Regions from separate parts of the Homo sapiens genome. Here region 1 is linked to region 2. A link is a contact called in ENCODE Hi-C or POLR2A ChIA-PET data. All regions are on one chromosome and are shown on one strand. The core of a region is the stretch at or near the end of the contact, and the rest is flanking DNA. Distances in the headings are between cores, read along the strand shown. Region 1 overlaps LPP (LIM domain containing preferred translocation partner in lipoma). Region 2 overlaps LPP (LIM domain containing preferred translocation partner in lipoma).

Region 1 (6,908 bases), core at 3,392-5,891, 38 kb before region 2:
TCTAAACTCTCTGGGACTTGTACTAAATGCTTATAGATTTAGGTAGCATTCTGAGCATTACCTCACTTATTCCTTTCAACCAGCCTCTGAGGAAGGTACTGTTATTATCACCATTTCACAGAGGAAGAATTGAGATCCAGAGATGTTACATAATTTGCCCAAGGTTACATAATAATAATATAATAGCTAAAGCCAGGATATGAACTCAGGTAGTCTGGCTTCAGCAGCTTCTCTCTTAACTACGAAGCTATATTGTTTCCACATGGTGATTATAATTATAACTGCCTGTTCTACTTTCCTGTACGTTGTGAGGCTGAGTTTAGGTGTGAAAGGATTAGGGAAGAAGTATATCAACTAGTGAAGGCGAGACAACACACAAACAACTATAACTTAAAGTAGATAGAAACTTGCAGAGAAAGTTCAGAGAAGAAAAAAGAACTATTATTTCCACCAGGGTGAAGGGCAGGAGTCAAAGAAGGCTTCCTGTGGGAAGTGACTTAGTTTGGCCTTGAATGAGTAGAATTATAGTAAAGGGAGATGCTTTCCAAGTAAACAGAATAAACAGTGGAAGAGATGCCAGTCTAATGCTGTTGAGTTTAGCAGATTCTTTCCGAAAGAGTGTGCGCTGAGAAGTGGGGAGTGGAGAGGGTTTGTGGTGGAAGGAGGTGGAAGCCCTGAGAAGGGATCTGAGTGGGAAGATGCAAGCGTTCCAAAAGCATATTCGCAATCTCTCTGGAGGTCAATCCTGGGCAAAATGTTGCTTTTGTCATGCTTTAACTCATTATTTTTTGATGCATTGTCCGCAAAGACTAGTCCAAGGAGGTACCACTCCAGAAAGAGTGGCCACACGAGTCTGGAAAATGCTGCACCCTCTGGTGCTCTATTAGGTGCTGACAGTGCGTGTTAACATGCCCAGTCTTCGAGGAAGTCCCGTGAGACAGCAATCACCTTGCTTTCTTTGACTGTAGACCTGGTTTGTTGTTTTACTTTGAGCAAACCCCTGTTAACATCCCTCAGAAGACACACTTCAGGAGCCCTCTTCCAGCCAACCAGCTGGACTAATTTGTGTAAACTTTCCAACAAGTTGTGTGCTTCTGCTGAACACAGGTCATCTCAGAGTAAAACTTGCTCCATTCTCAGGACAGCCAACAGTCCCCTTTTGAAAGAAGTTAGAGCACGTTTGCCTATAGAAATTGTTATGTGTCAGTTAGAAAGCAAGCTGCATCCGAGGTAACAAACTTGAGGAGCTGCAGCCCCTCTGACGAAGTAAAAGTGAGAAGCAGGAAGTGAAGGAGTCTCAGCTCTTGAAATAAAATGTGCATACGGGTGAGAGTTGCCAACCACAAGAACTCTAGCTGGCTGCCCTGAGAACATATTAGGAGAAAACATGGTTAAAGTCGGCACCTGACCTATTAGCTGCAGGGGCAGCTCATTATCTTTTTTATTCTTTCACCCTGCATTGGCCCGAAAGGGGAAGAGAGGCAGTAAGTGGACTGTAAAGAGTGCTTATTCCACGCTGGGCAGGTCATTAGAATTGTCATGTCAAATTCCCTTCCTTAATCCCCTCAACTACCCAGTGGAGTCAGGATTATTAATCTCTTCCTCTATACGTGAGGACAGTGAATCCAGAGTGGCTTGCTGGTGCTGAATAGATCATGTTGTCTTACAACTTGAGCTTTTCCCTTGTTCCTTTCCCTATTTGTCTGCTGAACTCATCTGTCTCCAGGTTGTAAATGAGATTCTCCTCTGAAGAGCCTCTGAGCCCCCTGTAACTCTATTCTTGTATTGCATGACGATACTCTTGTTCTTTAGGTTTATACCTCTTTCTCCCCTTAAGACCTAAAACTCGATCTGGGTTACTCTAGAGCCCACAGGTTTATATTGCACTGCTCTGCCCACATTCCAGCCTTCTCCACTTTAACATATGACTTGATGATAGCTTTTCAGACCCAGTCCCTCACAAGATACCTCTTTTTCAACCCATTATTTTAGACCTTCTTTACTTGACATATTTTGAGTTTTCTGGATTCTAGGCTTCCTTATCGTTAGTGTCACTTTCCCCCCTTCTGTTACATGTCTGTTACCTTCTTGCTATTTGCTTAGGTCCTACCTTAACTTTGAAGGAACGCTTTTCAAACCCGGCCTGCATCGGAATTAGGAATCCCACCCTCAGAAGTTATGGTTTAGTAAACCTGAGAGAGTGTGGGAGAATTTGTATTGCACTCCCAGATGATCCTGAAACTGTCATTCTGTGGGCTTATGTTTATTAGCACTTCTTTAAAGCATAGTTCAAGACCTCTGTTTTCCAGGATATTTAACTATCTTAGTCCAAAGTCTTTCCTTTCTTCCTTGCCTCCTTCTCTCTCTCCTCTTTGTCTTTTCTTCTTCTCTTCCTCCCTTCTTTCTCCCACCCTCCTCTCTCTTTCTTCTCATGAAGTCCATATGATATCCTGTCTGAATTACATAACTTTTTTTTTCTTTTTGTGGAGATGGGGTCTCACTATGCTGCCCAGGCTGGTCTTGAATTCCTAGGCTCAAGCGATCCTCCCATTGAAGCCTTCCAAAGTGCTGGGATTACAGTCATGAGCCACCACATCTGGCCTGAATTAGACAACTTCTTATTTATGTGGATCTCAGAAGCTCCATCATCCACTTCTTAAGCCTGGTAAACACTTTTATTAGATAAGAGAGACAGTTTTGCATAAATGAACAAAAATCTAGATGAAAAGTTCTCGAATCCTGAATCACATCTTGCCATAACCTCTTACTAGCCGTGTGTTCTTGGACATCTTATGGACTGGAGTTTCCTTGTCTCTAAAATAATTATTCCATTTCCTTGTACTGCAGAAGCTCATGAAAAAGGTCAAATGAGATAGCGGGTGTATAAAGTGCTACACAAATGCAATGATGCTAATAGTAAATTATTGTTGATGTTTTCTTTGTTTCTGTACAGTTGACTCATTTGCTTTATCATTAATGATGAGGCATGAAAGAAATGCTGCTTGTTTTTAATGAACTATGGAAGACTAGGTGGAGCTGACGGGATGTTGGGATTTCAGGAAAGCTCTTTTAGGTTTCTGGAAATGATACTCATACCAATAGTTGTGAGCTTAGGTTGAAGAGCAATGTTGTATTTATACTATAATTTTTCTTCAAATAAACTGTGATAAAGATTTTGAATATTACTTTCATATTCTGAACTTCTCATGTACACTTGAAAAGAGTCATGAAATAGTAGTAGCGGTTGCCATTTATAGGGGTCGTAGGGTGTTGTTATGGTTAAATTTATAAATCCTTAAAATTATGATTTCTATCACAAAAATGCCTAAAAGGGTGCATTCTCTAGGTTTTTTCCTTCTTTCATTCCCTTCCTTCCCTCCCCTCCCTCCCTCCTTCCCCTCCCTCCCTTCCTTCCTTCCCTCTCCTTTCCTTTCTTCTCCTTTCCTTTTCCTTTTCCCTCTCCTCTCCTCTCCTCTCCTCTCCTCTCCTCCCCTCTCCTCTCCTCTCCTCTCCTCTCCTTTCATTTTTCCTTTCCTTTCTCTCGCTCTGTTGCTCAGGCTACAGTGCAGTGGCACAATCTCGGCTCACTGCAACCTCCACCTCCCGGGTCCAAGCGATTCTCATGCCTCAGCCTCCCAAGTAGCTGGGATTACAGGCGCCCTGCCACCACACCAGGATAATTTTTGTATTTTTAGTAGAGATGGGGTTTTGCCATGTTGGCCAGGCTGGTCTCGAACTCCTGACCTCAAATGATTTGCCCATTTTGGCTTCCCAAAGTGTTGGGATTACGGGCGTGAGCCACTGTGCCTAGCCCCTCTAGGTTTTCTTAAGAAAACCTATCTATTCCTCAAGTGCTTACTCTGCAAAGCCTAGGTCTGCCACCAAGGAATAAAAATATGGCTAAATGTACTTCCTTTCCTCCCAGAGTTCACTGTTCAATAGGGGACACAAACACATAAATAACTAGCTCTTGCACCAAGCGAAATGTACAGTGCGACAAAGGAGAGGTACAGATAGTAGGCTGTGGGCCCGAAGGAGGGTTTCCGTGGGCGTGAGTATGAAGGAGGGGTTTCCTGAAGGAGGGGGTATTTGAACAACCCTTTTGAAGACTAAAAGGATGTCCGCAAATGAAATTTAGGGTAGAAACATGCCAGAAAAAGGCACAGTGTTTTCAATACGCTAGGCATTTCTTAAACTATTTATAGCTGAGGTTATGGGAAAAGAGATAGTAGAAATATGAGAATATCTTCTCCAAAGATTCTATGCTAATATCCTGATCCATCTGACTATGCTTATTTGACTGCTTTTTGTGTTTGTCTTCTTCTTTACTGGATATCCTTTTTGCCGCTTCCTTTCTGGAATTTTCTTTCCTGGCCATTAGCCTCTCTCTCCTACACCGTTGCCTTACTCTCACTGCCATACTCCTTTGGACATCCTCCTTCTCTTGTTTCCTGATACTTTTACATCCCCTTCCATCCTTTACTCCTTAGCTTTTGTTTTTATTTGCAGTGTTAAAGATAGCCTCTTTTTATTTCCCTGTAGTGATTAGATCGACGTGTTTACAATATGAACACACACGTTTTCTCTTCTTCAGGCTCTGAGTCATCGAGTTCACAATGCCATGTCTAGTCAGTACTTCTATGTGTGTATAGTGCCCATTGTGGCCGAGTAGAGATAAGGTCACTGCGGAAGAAAATAAATCGCTAAAATCTGTTAGAATACGTCAGCTTCCAGGTTTGTCTGAGGATGCAGTGGAAACCACGTTCTGTGGCCAGCATGTCAGTAGCTTTTGATGATCAGAGCCTTCCATTTTGATACTTTAAAATAATGTAATCTAAGTTCACATCAACTGAATCCAGACAGTTTCACCATCCACCACATTATTAATTCCAGATGGGAAAATTCATTAGGGCTCAAATTTTGTTTGAGACCCAACTGTTTTTTAAATTATTATTACAATTATTATCTATTTATTTTATTTATTTTTTTTTTTTACAACTGATGGGAAGGGAAATTTAACAGCTGTGTGATTAGCAGGGCATGAAATTAAAAACGTTTTGCACAGAATCAAGAGGTTGTTTACTACAGAATTTGTCATCTGAGAATTAAGTGTCATTAAGACTGCCCACAGGATGATCTCTTTCACCATTCAAGCTTTGATTTCCACGCCCGGTTTTTTGCTAAAAGGCCTTTAACCTTTTCTGGAAGGAAAATGCATGTGGATTTATCACGAAGGTACCATCAGCATTTCAAATGCTAAGTCAAGGTAAAAACGACACTCTTGTCTGTCACAAAATAACAGTACAACTAGATGTTCAGCCTCACTGCTCTCAGCAAAGAGTGAGTTCCAATTTGAGGAAATCAGGTAAATTAGAAAAGGCTGCAGCTGGATTAGTGGCTTCACTCTTTCCCTCTAAAACTGTAGGAGTTTCATATTTCCATCAAGGCAGCTCAGGTCCCTAGAGCATGATGTTTACCCTTACATTTTCCTAGGTGTATGGGCTCTTTACGTCTTTGGTCTCTTTGCAAACGCCCTCCTTCGACTGAGCTCTAGAAAGTACTCTGTCCTGGGCTGAGCGCAGTGGCTCAAGCCTGTAATCCCAGCACTTTGGGAGGCCAAGGCGGGCAGATCACGAGGTCAGGAGTTCAAGACCAGCCTGGCCAACATGGTGAAACCCCGTCTCTACTAAAAATACAAAAATTAGCCAGGCATGATGGCGGGCTCCTGTAATCCCAACTACTAGGGAGGCTGAGGCAGAAGAATCCCTTGATCCTGGGAGGTAGAGGTTGCAGTGAGTTGAGATGGTGCCACTGCACTCCAGCCTGGACGAAAGAGTGAAAACTCCCTCCCAAAAAAAAAAAAAAAAAAAAAAATACTATGTACTTGTTCCTTTGGGCAAGATGTTGGCAGTTTTCTGCAGAAGCGTGGTCAAGCACATTAGCTGGACTGTCTTGGTCGAGGTTTGAAGGCAATGCCATTTGCTTGGGCAAGTTACATGGACTCTCTGCAGTTCATTTGCCTCATCATCCTCCAACTTAATGAAGGTAATGACAGTATCTACCTCAAGGATTACTTTGGGGATTCAGAGTTATTACCAAAAATGTTTAAGGCCCTGCCCGACTCATTGTTTATGCTCAGTTAATGTTAGCTATCTCCATGCTTTTCAGTCAATATATTGCATTGTGTTTGGAAGTCTTCATATCTAGTTTCATACCTGACACAGACTTGCTTAACTTCTGCCCTGGAATCTTTTTGCTATCCCTGTCTTACTGTCTTTAATAGAGCCTTTCTTATTTGATACTTATTTATATACTTGCCTTCGTTCGTTTTTTAGACAAATTTTATTTTCATATTTGTTGAATTAAACCAGACACAGCTTCTACACTTATGGGGTTTCCTTTCTGGGAGAATGGGGCTGGTGACAATTAATGCAGAAAACTTCTATTGGAGATAGACATGCAAAAACACTCAGAGATAGAGTTGAGGAATTTGTAGTCATTAGAGGAGAGAGATGTTAGTTTTGGCTGGGATTGGAGTTAAATGGAGAGAAAATAAAGGAAGACTTTCTGGAGGAGGAGGGTTTTGATCTGGAACCTGCACGCTCATTAGAATTTGAATTCGACCTGGCAGAAAGGGGAAAAGACTTCCCAGGCTGAGTGAAGTTTTGGAGCTGCACATTTTATTTTATTTTTCATATTTGTTTCCTGCTGCCCTCTGGCCACCATTCAGACCGTTTGGAGGCCTGTTATTGTAGGTGGGACCTAAGTTCCAGCACCAGTAGATGTGTGAGTGAGGCTTTTATAGTATTGATGTCTTGTATTTAAAATGAACAGAGGAAGAAGCCCTGGAGTCCATTCTAATAAATGTATTTCAAAGGGGGCTTTCTTCTTTTGTCTGAGTGAGAGGC
Region 2 (6,707 bases), core at 750-3,249:
GACCTGATGCTTCAGAGGAAGAGTGAATACATTTGCTGTTCAACTAACAATTGTGTGTAATTTTCAGCCTGCCTTATTCTTCAATGCTGTCTTCCCACGCCTCCACCACATGCCACAGCATATCTGCTTCGCAATTACGCTGGTAGGGACTTACCCCGTTTGGAAAAGGTTTGCCTAAATACTTATTTACTTGTGCATGATACATCTTGATTGATACCTTGTTAATCTCTGAGATCAACCCAAGAATCCTTCCTTCAAGGGGGAGGATAGAAGAGTCAGGGAAACGGGTGACAGAAAAAGAGAAAAAGAGGACTGTGCTTCCTCACTGATGAGCAAAGAGGAGAATTACAGATGATATCAAAACAATGAGGAGAATCACGGGTGATATCGAATCTGCTTTACTTGGCGTTGGCTACTTGTAAAGTCAAGATCTTTCATAGACTCATAAAAGCTTGTGAGCAGAGTTGTCATTTGTACCATCTAATTCCATCACTACATTTTTCGAGAAGGACACAAGATTTCAGAGATAACGGAAGTTACACAGTGGGCTCATGGCGGAGCCAAGACTAGAAGCTGGGTCTGAATTCTGAAGATCAGGCATCTTTCCACTAAATACTGAGATGTGAACAATAATGGAGAGCCGTATAGCCCAGAGGGGAAACCACATTATACCACTTTAGTGGATGATTAGGAAAGCAGTTTTGAAATTCCAGGAAGGTACTGACTTTTGTATAAAGAGAATGTTTAAAAAAAAAAAACCTTCAAAGTTATAGGAGAGTGTTATTTAAATTGTAACAGCTTGTTTAAATGAAGAAAATGTTGCTAAGGGACATGAATGCTAAACGTTAGTCTGCCATCAGCTACTTCTGATGTTTAAGTCAAATAGTCCCTCAGTTCTGTGGTGTTAATCTACGTCCCTTTTCTAATATCATTCATTTATTCAGTGCACACTGACCAAGAGCTAGGCCTTGAGTTAGTTGCCAGGAAGATATAGGGACTAATACAATGTCATTTAAAGATTAATAGAAATGCTCTAAGTCAATTATTCTCAACCCTTGAATCAGAGTATATACATAAAGATCCCCATATGAGGTTAGTGTGCAGACTGTTTTGATAAACACTACTCTAAGTTTATTGCACTGGATGTTGGATAATATGATGTAACGGTTGTTTGTTTTTCAGTTTTGGTGATCTATATAAATCTTTTTAGAAGAGTAGCATATTGATTTGGACGAAAAAAAGGAAAATATGACCAAACACTACTTCTTTCTGTTTTTGTGGGTGACAGTGACTTGACATTCACATGGTATCCTGAGAGAGGCTTAGTAGCTTTGTTAGTATTAATTGTCAGTTTGCCTATGGCACTAAGTTTTCCCACCTACGTGGGGCGGGTCCTGGTCATCACATAGCCTTTTGTAGTTATTTGCTTTCTGTTGTGCCTTGATTTTTTTTTTCTGTTGACTATTGGCTTCATCACTTTGTGGTCCTGTGGCTTATTATGATTAGATTTGAGGGTACAGAATAGAGAAAACATTATGGCAAGTAGAATTCAAGAGCTGGAATGGAAATAATAAGAGCAAAAACTACTGTTAAGTGCTGATTTCCTTTGAATTGTGGTGTTTTCCTTTCTTCTCCAAATAGGGAGGTAGTACAGAGTGAAGACCGGAGATTTGGAGTTAAAGATCTGTGTCCCAGCTTCAGCTTTGCTATTTGTTAGCTGTATATCCTTGAGCAAGTTATTCAACCTCTTACAGTCTTACTTTCTTGATTTGCTAGATGTGGGTAATGATAGTGCTACCTCATATGGCAGTCAGGATGACTGTGTGGCCATTGAAAATTTGCTAGACATATAATAAACCTTCAATAAACACTTGTTTATTGTCAGTCTCTAGTCTTCTTAGGACCGCTGGGGGAACAGACAGAAGAGCAGCAGAGGAGTTGATAAGTGAAACCTCTTAGGTTCTTCTTAATTGCTTGCATGTGACAATTTCTGAAAGAGCAATGCTGAGGAAGCAGCAGCTCCCCAGCTCCCTTCAGCAGTAGGCATCTTGCTTAGAGGAGGGCCACTGCTCTTGCTTTCCTGTCTGCTGATGGTGGTTGTGTATTCTCAGAGCCTCTCTGGAAATCTTCCCTTTCACTTCTTGCTTTCATGATGATTATGAACTTCGAGTGAAACCTAGCTAGAATGAGGGGAAGTAAGAGCAGTGTAAATCTTGGTCCAGCAACACCAGTTCTCACCACTGCTTATTTTTGTGTTTACATGGGTCTCTCTTAGAAGCCAAGAGCCCCAATGATATGTGCTAGTTCATCTGTTCATTAAACTTGTGAAGTTTCATCAAACCCATTTATCAAAATGAAGGGCTGTAATGAAGATTTTAGAGAAAGAAAGCACTCTAAAATATTAGAGCTGATTGGGACTTTACAGGTATTCATTTTGCAAATGAGTGTCATCTCTTGTTAAAGGTCACACTTGTATAGCTGAGACTAGAACTGGGGCCACAGGGACTCTATGTCTATACTATTGGATTTATCACTTTCCTTGGATCCATCCTACATGATTCAATTTTTAATACCTGGAGTTTTCACTCTTGTTATCTTCCTATTCAAGGATAAAAGCTCTAGCTTCTTATCTTTATATAAAACCTTTAAAAGGCAGAACTCATGTTATCTTTTAAAACTTTCCCCTAACTGTTCTCCCTGAATCCCTCATTTTGGTGCCGCTGGTCTGATCCCTGTCCTACAGAAATGCCTTGCTTCATACCCAAGCTCACAGTATTATTTCTAATCTTTGCCCTGGTTACTCCAGTTTTCTTTTATTTACTCAGCATTCAAAGTCCTGGTTAAGGGCTACCTCTGCCAAGCTTATGCTAGCTTTTCTGACATCCCCCAAGATTTTTCATGTGCTTTCTGTGTTGCTCTCTTTCTCTTTTCACATTTATAAATATTTCTTCCTCAAATAGTCTTTGAGCTCTTTGAGTAAAGAATAAGAATCTGATTCATCTATAGCTCCAGTGCCAGGCAAATAAATTCATTCATTCATTAAATTAACAGACATTTTTATTGAGTACCTATCATGTGGTAGCCCCTGGAATTATAAAATGATAAATATTTCCACTCTCAAGGATTTGCGAGTTTAGTTTGGGGAACAGGAAAGCAGATGGGCAGAGCACCATGTGACGAATATGTGACAACAGTATGTAGATGCTGTGGGATTGTACTATAAGGATGTATAACTTGAACTGTAGAATATAGTGCAAGATTTGCCTTCAAGGACTAGTAGAAAGTAATGCTTATGATCTAAATTGATGCATAGTATGTTGGAAGTCATTTTTAGACAAGAAGTAGCTTGTTTCAGAGGGAGCAGAGATCAAACCTAGGAAAAAAATGTGAATTTCTATCAGAAAAGTACTGCAAAATGACCTCAGAATAAATAGAAAACTACTACTATTATCATAGAAGTTACTGGCAATATGATTAATGTCTGTTAAAAGAAGATGTATTTAGATGACTTTATGCTGAATTTGGATAACCTTTAAAAAACCAGATAATTCCAGTGTAGTTATTAAATATCCTAGACAGTAGAGGAGGTTGGAGAAAACTCCCCTATCAAAACCTAATCATGATAAGTAAAACAAGCAGAAAAAAATGCTATAAAATGATCTTTATTATGATTATATGTACACAAATTATAGATAAAATAGCCTAGTTAATTCATTAATATATCAAAACACAAGTGTAACAAAGGATTTATTCTAGGCATGCAAAGATGGTTCAATATGTAGACTTTATCAACATATTTCATTACATCATCAAATTAAGGGAGGGAAAAAGAGTTGAATGTATCAGTGGTTGCTAAAGAGGGCACTGCAGCTGTAACTAGATAGGATTTTATTCCACAAATGCCAAGATAGTTCAATATCTGGAAATCTATCAGCATGCTTCATTACATCACCAAATTAAGGGAAGATAAAAGAGATGATTGTATCAGTGAATGCTATAGCAATTCTAGAAAGATATGAGTAACTAAGAAAGAGTAACGTTCATTCATTCTCCCATTTCTATGTAACATACTTGTTTAAGGGGCTTCCTGCCTAGGCATTGTGCCGGTATAGTGAGACTAGTTGGAGTTTCCAACTTGTTGGGACATGTAGGCAGGTAAATAAATGGCTTTCTTGTGGATTGTTATAAGTATGCCGAAAGTACTAAAGAGCCTAGAAAAAGGAATTAGGCTACTCTTCCTTGGAGAAGTTAGGGAAATGTTCACAGAGTTAGAGACATTTGAGCTGAGACAATATAAAAATATAGGGCTTGGTAGAACGTGAAGAGAGGGAAACGGCATTGTTGATGGTGAACACAGCATGAGCAAGGGTTCAGAATCATGAAAACTTATTATAAATCCTGGGAATGGGGTCACTGGGTCACTGCTGACATGCAGAAGAATGGTAAGAGAAGATACTGAGGAGGACATCTGCAAACAAATGATTGGTCAGAAGATGGGCCTCTCAGGAGGAGCAGCTGGAGGTGCTTCTTCATGGAGGGCAGCATGCGGGTAATTTATGATGCTGGGGATAACTGAAATGACTGTGGAGCCAATGATTTGCATATTGATACTTACATTTTATTTATACTCTCCCAGAAATTGCCTGTTTCTTTATATCTGTGCTATATCCGAAAAGCCAAGATGATACAGTCAGTCAGTAACTTGGGATTACTATGAAAAATGTGAATCTTTGCTTAAGAAAATACTGCATCCTATATTAACCAATTTTTCAACCTTTTATTATAAAATGACTTTAGATTTATAGAGACCTTCCAAGGATAGTATTAAGCCATTTTAAAAATTATAATTAACATTTATACTACCAATGTGCATAATGCATTAAAAGTTTTAAACCTTTACTTGATCCCTTTTATTTCACACTTATATTCACTTTAGTCATACTGAAAGCAAACCAGTCACTTTTATCCCAATTTAGTAGAAGACCAAGCCTCAATTAAAAGCAAAAGCAAAACCAAAATTGGCATTTCTCAGCCATGTGAGATGGGTTTGGTTTTGGTATTTAGAAAAAAAAAATCATCTGAAGTTATTCCAAATGAACAGCTAAATTTAAAAACCACGAGTAAAACAGACATTCATTGGTAGTTTTTCTATATTGGTTTTGTGCTAGGCCTTAATGGTAGTTTATAAATGTGTAAAATATGGTCCCTACCCTTTTAAGGAACTCAAGTTTAGCAAGTATGTATGTGTCTTTGTGTGTGTGTATATATATACATGTATGTATGTGTGTGTATATATGAATATGTAAAAGGTACGGGGGAAAGAAAAAGAAAAGAAAGGCCCTGTAACCAGAGTGAAAAGCCAGTACCATCACTGGCTTCAATAGCATGTGTCCTGATTACCAGTTTAGAGTCTTTGTCATTGATTCATGTTATCCTCGTCTTTTAAGAAAACTATACATCAAGCTGTTCTTCCAAGCAAGATGGTCATAAAATTGCCATTGACTTTCTACAAGAATAGAGGCTTCTTTTTTTCTCACTTTGCATAGCACTCTATACTATAAAAAGTACTTTAATATCATCTCATTGGTTGCCATAAAAATTCTGAGAGTTAAGGAAGACAGAGGTTTATATGTTTGTTTGTTTTTTGAGAGAAGGTCTCCCTCTGTTGCCCAAGCTGGAGTACAGTGGTGCAATCACAGCTTACCGCAGCCTCAATCTCCCAGGCTCAAGTGATCCTCCAACCTCAGCCTCTTGAGTAGCTGGAACAACAGGTGTGCGCCATTATATCCTGCTAATTTTTTAATTTTTTGTAGAGACCGAGTCTCATTCTATTGCCCAGGCTGGTCTCAAACTCCTGGCCTCAAGTGATCCTTCTGCCTTGGCCTCCAAAGTGCTCGGATTAGAGGCGTGAGCCATTGTGCTTGGCTGAGTCCTCTGAGACAGTGAAACTATCTGAGGCTCTAGAGGCGATGCCGTTCAAAGTCATGCCACTTGTTGGTGGTGTGGACTGATGTGAATATCCAGGCAACACTGTTTCCCAGCTCTCCCCTCCACCCTGTCTCTCTATTACTATGCCATGTACTGAGGCCTTTGATTTCTGTGTTCTGATGCTCTTTGTCTTTACAGACATCTGGAGGTAATTGTGTAGCCCTCTTAATTAATTCAGTTCAATTAATAAATTAGTAGGTGGCTTTTGGGCTGGGGGCGCTTACAGGGTGCCTTCCGGGCGTCCCTGTGCTGGAGAGCTCTTGCAATCAGGCTTGGAGAGCCCTCCTCGGCAGCAGCCTCTGAGTCTCATCCCCAGCAGGCAGGCTGACTGGAGAGGTGATTGGCTTACCCTGACAGAGGAGACATTTCCTCTCTTCAAATATTATATGCAATCTGATCAGAGCAGCATCTGGGCTGGGCTGATTGTTCCCCTCCTAGTTTAAGCAAGCTTTTCATGAAGGTCCAACATGGTATCAGCTCAACATACAAGTTGATGGGCATTTCTTTGTTGTGCGGGGCTGACCTTTGCATTACATGTGTTGAATATTCTATCCTCCGGTCCTAAATTCTAATAATTGTCCCAGACGTTGGGGCAACCAATATGCCCCTCTTCCCCTTTTCCACATACCCCTTGGTGGGGACCAGAGCTGCTCCTGCAGATGGATCATTTAAAAGTGTCCTGCCAGGTATCTGTTAAAACCCTGTTTCCAAAATAAACT

What was found. Hi-C counts contacts between places; a loop is a spot of excess contacts on that map. ChIA-PET counts read pairs that join two places held with the same protein, here RNA polymerase II (POLR2A). Pooled maps may share reads with other maps.
Region 1: a loop to region 2 is called in a map of CD8-positive, alpha-beta T cell, with 2.4 times the contacts of the local background. The contact joins two enhancer-like sites. A Hi-C loop is called at or near these places in 6 of 168 maps with a recorded cell type or tissue (B cell, CD8-positive, alpha-beta T cell, endothelial cell of hepatic sinusoid and 3 more), 1 of 37 single-sample maps with no recorded cell type and 8 of 50 pooled maps. POLR2A ChIA-PET finds 5 or more read pairs at or near these places in 3 of 52 experiments (OCI-LY7, activated B cell and activated naive CD4-positive, alpha-beta T cell).

What each region holds. Positions count from the first base shown.
Region 1 is chr3:188,358,055-188,364,962 of GRCh38, forward strand. All of the region lies in intron 3 of LPP (LIM domain containing preferred translocation partner in lipoma), which reads left to right. Among named protein-coding and RNA genes, the nearest start is that of FLJ42393, 180 kb to the left of the region's middle. Within about 2 kb of position 4,642, at least 6 of the 41 ENCODE cell types and tissues checked have a DNase peak (open chromatin) inside an H3K27ac peak, as active enhancers do; they include CD8-positive, alpha-beta T cell and natural killer cell, where a contact is called at or near this core.
Region 2 is chr3:188,398,617-188,405,323 of GRCh38, forward strand. All of the region lies in intron 3 of LPP (LIM domain containing preferred translocation partner in lipoma), which reads left to right. Among named protein-coding and RNA genes, the nearest start is that of LPP-AS1, 170 kb to the right of the region's middle. Within about 2 kb of position 2,000, at least 7 of the 41 ENCODE cell types and tissues checked have a DNase peak (open chromatin) inside an H3K27ac peak, as active enhancers do; they include CD8-positive, alpha-beta T cell and natural killer cell, where a contact is called at or near this core.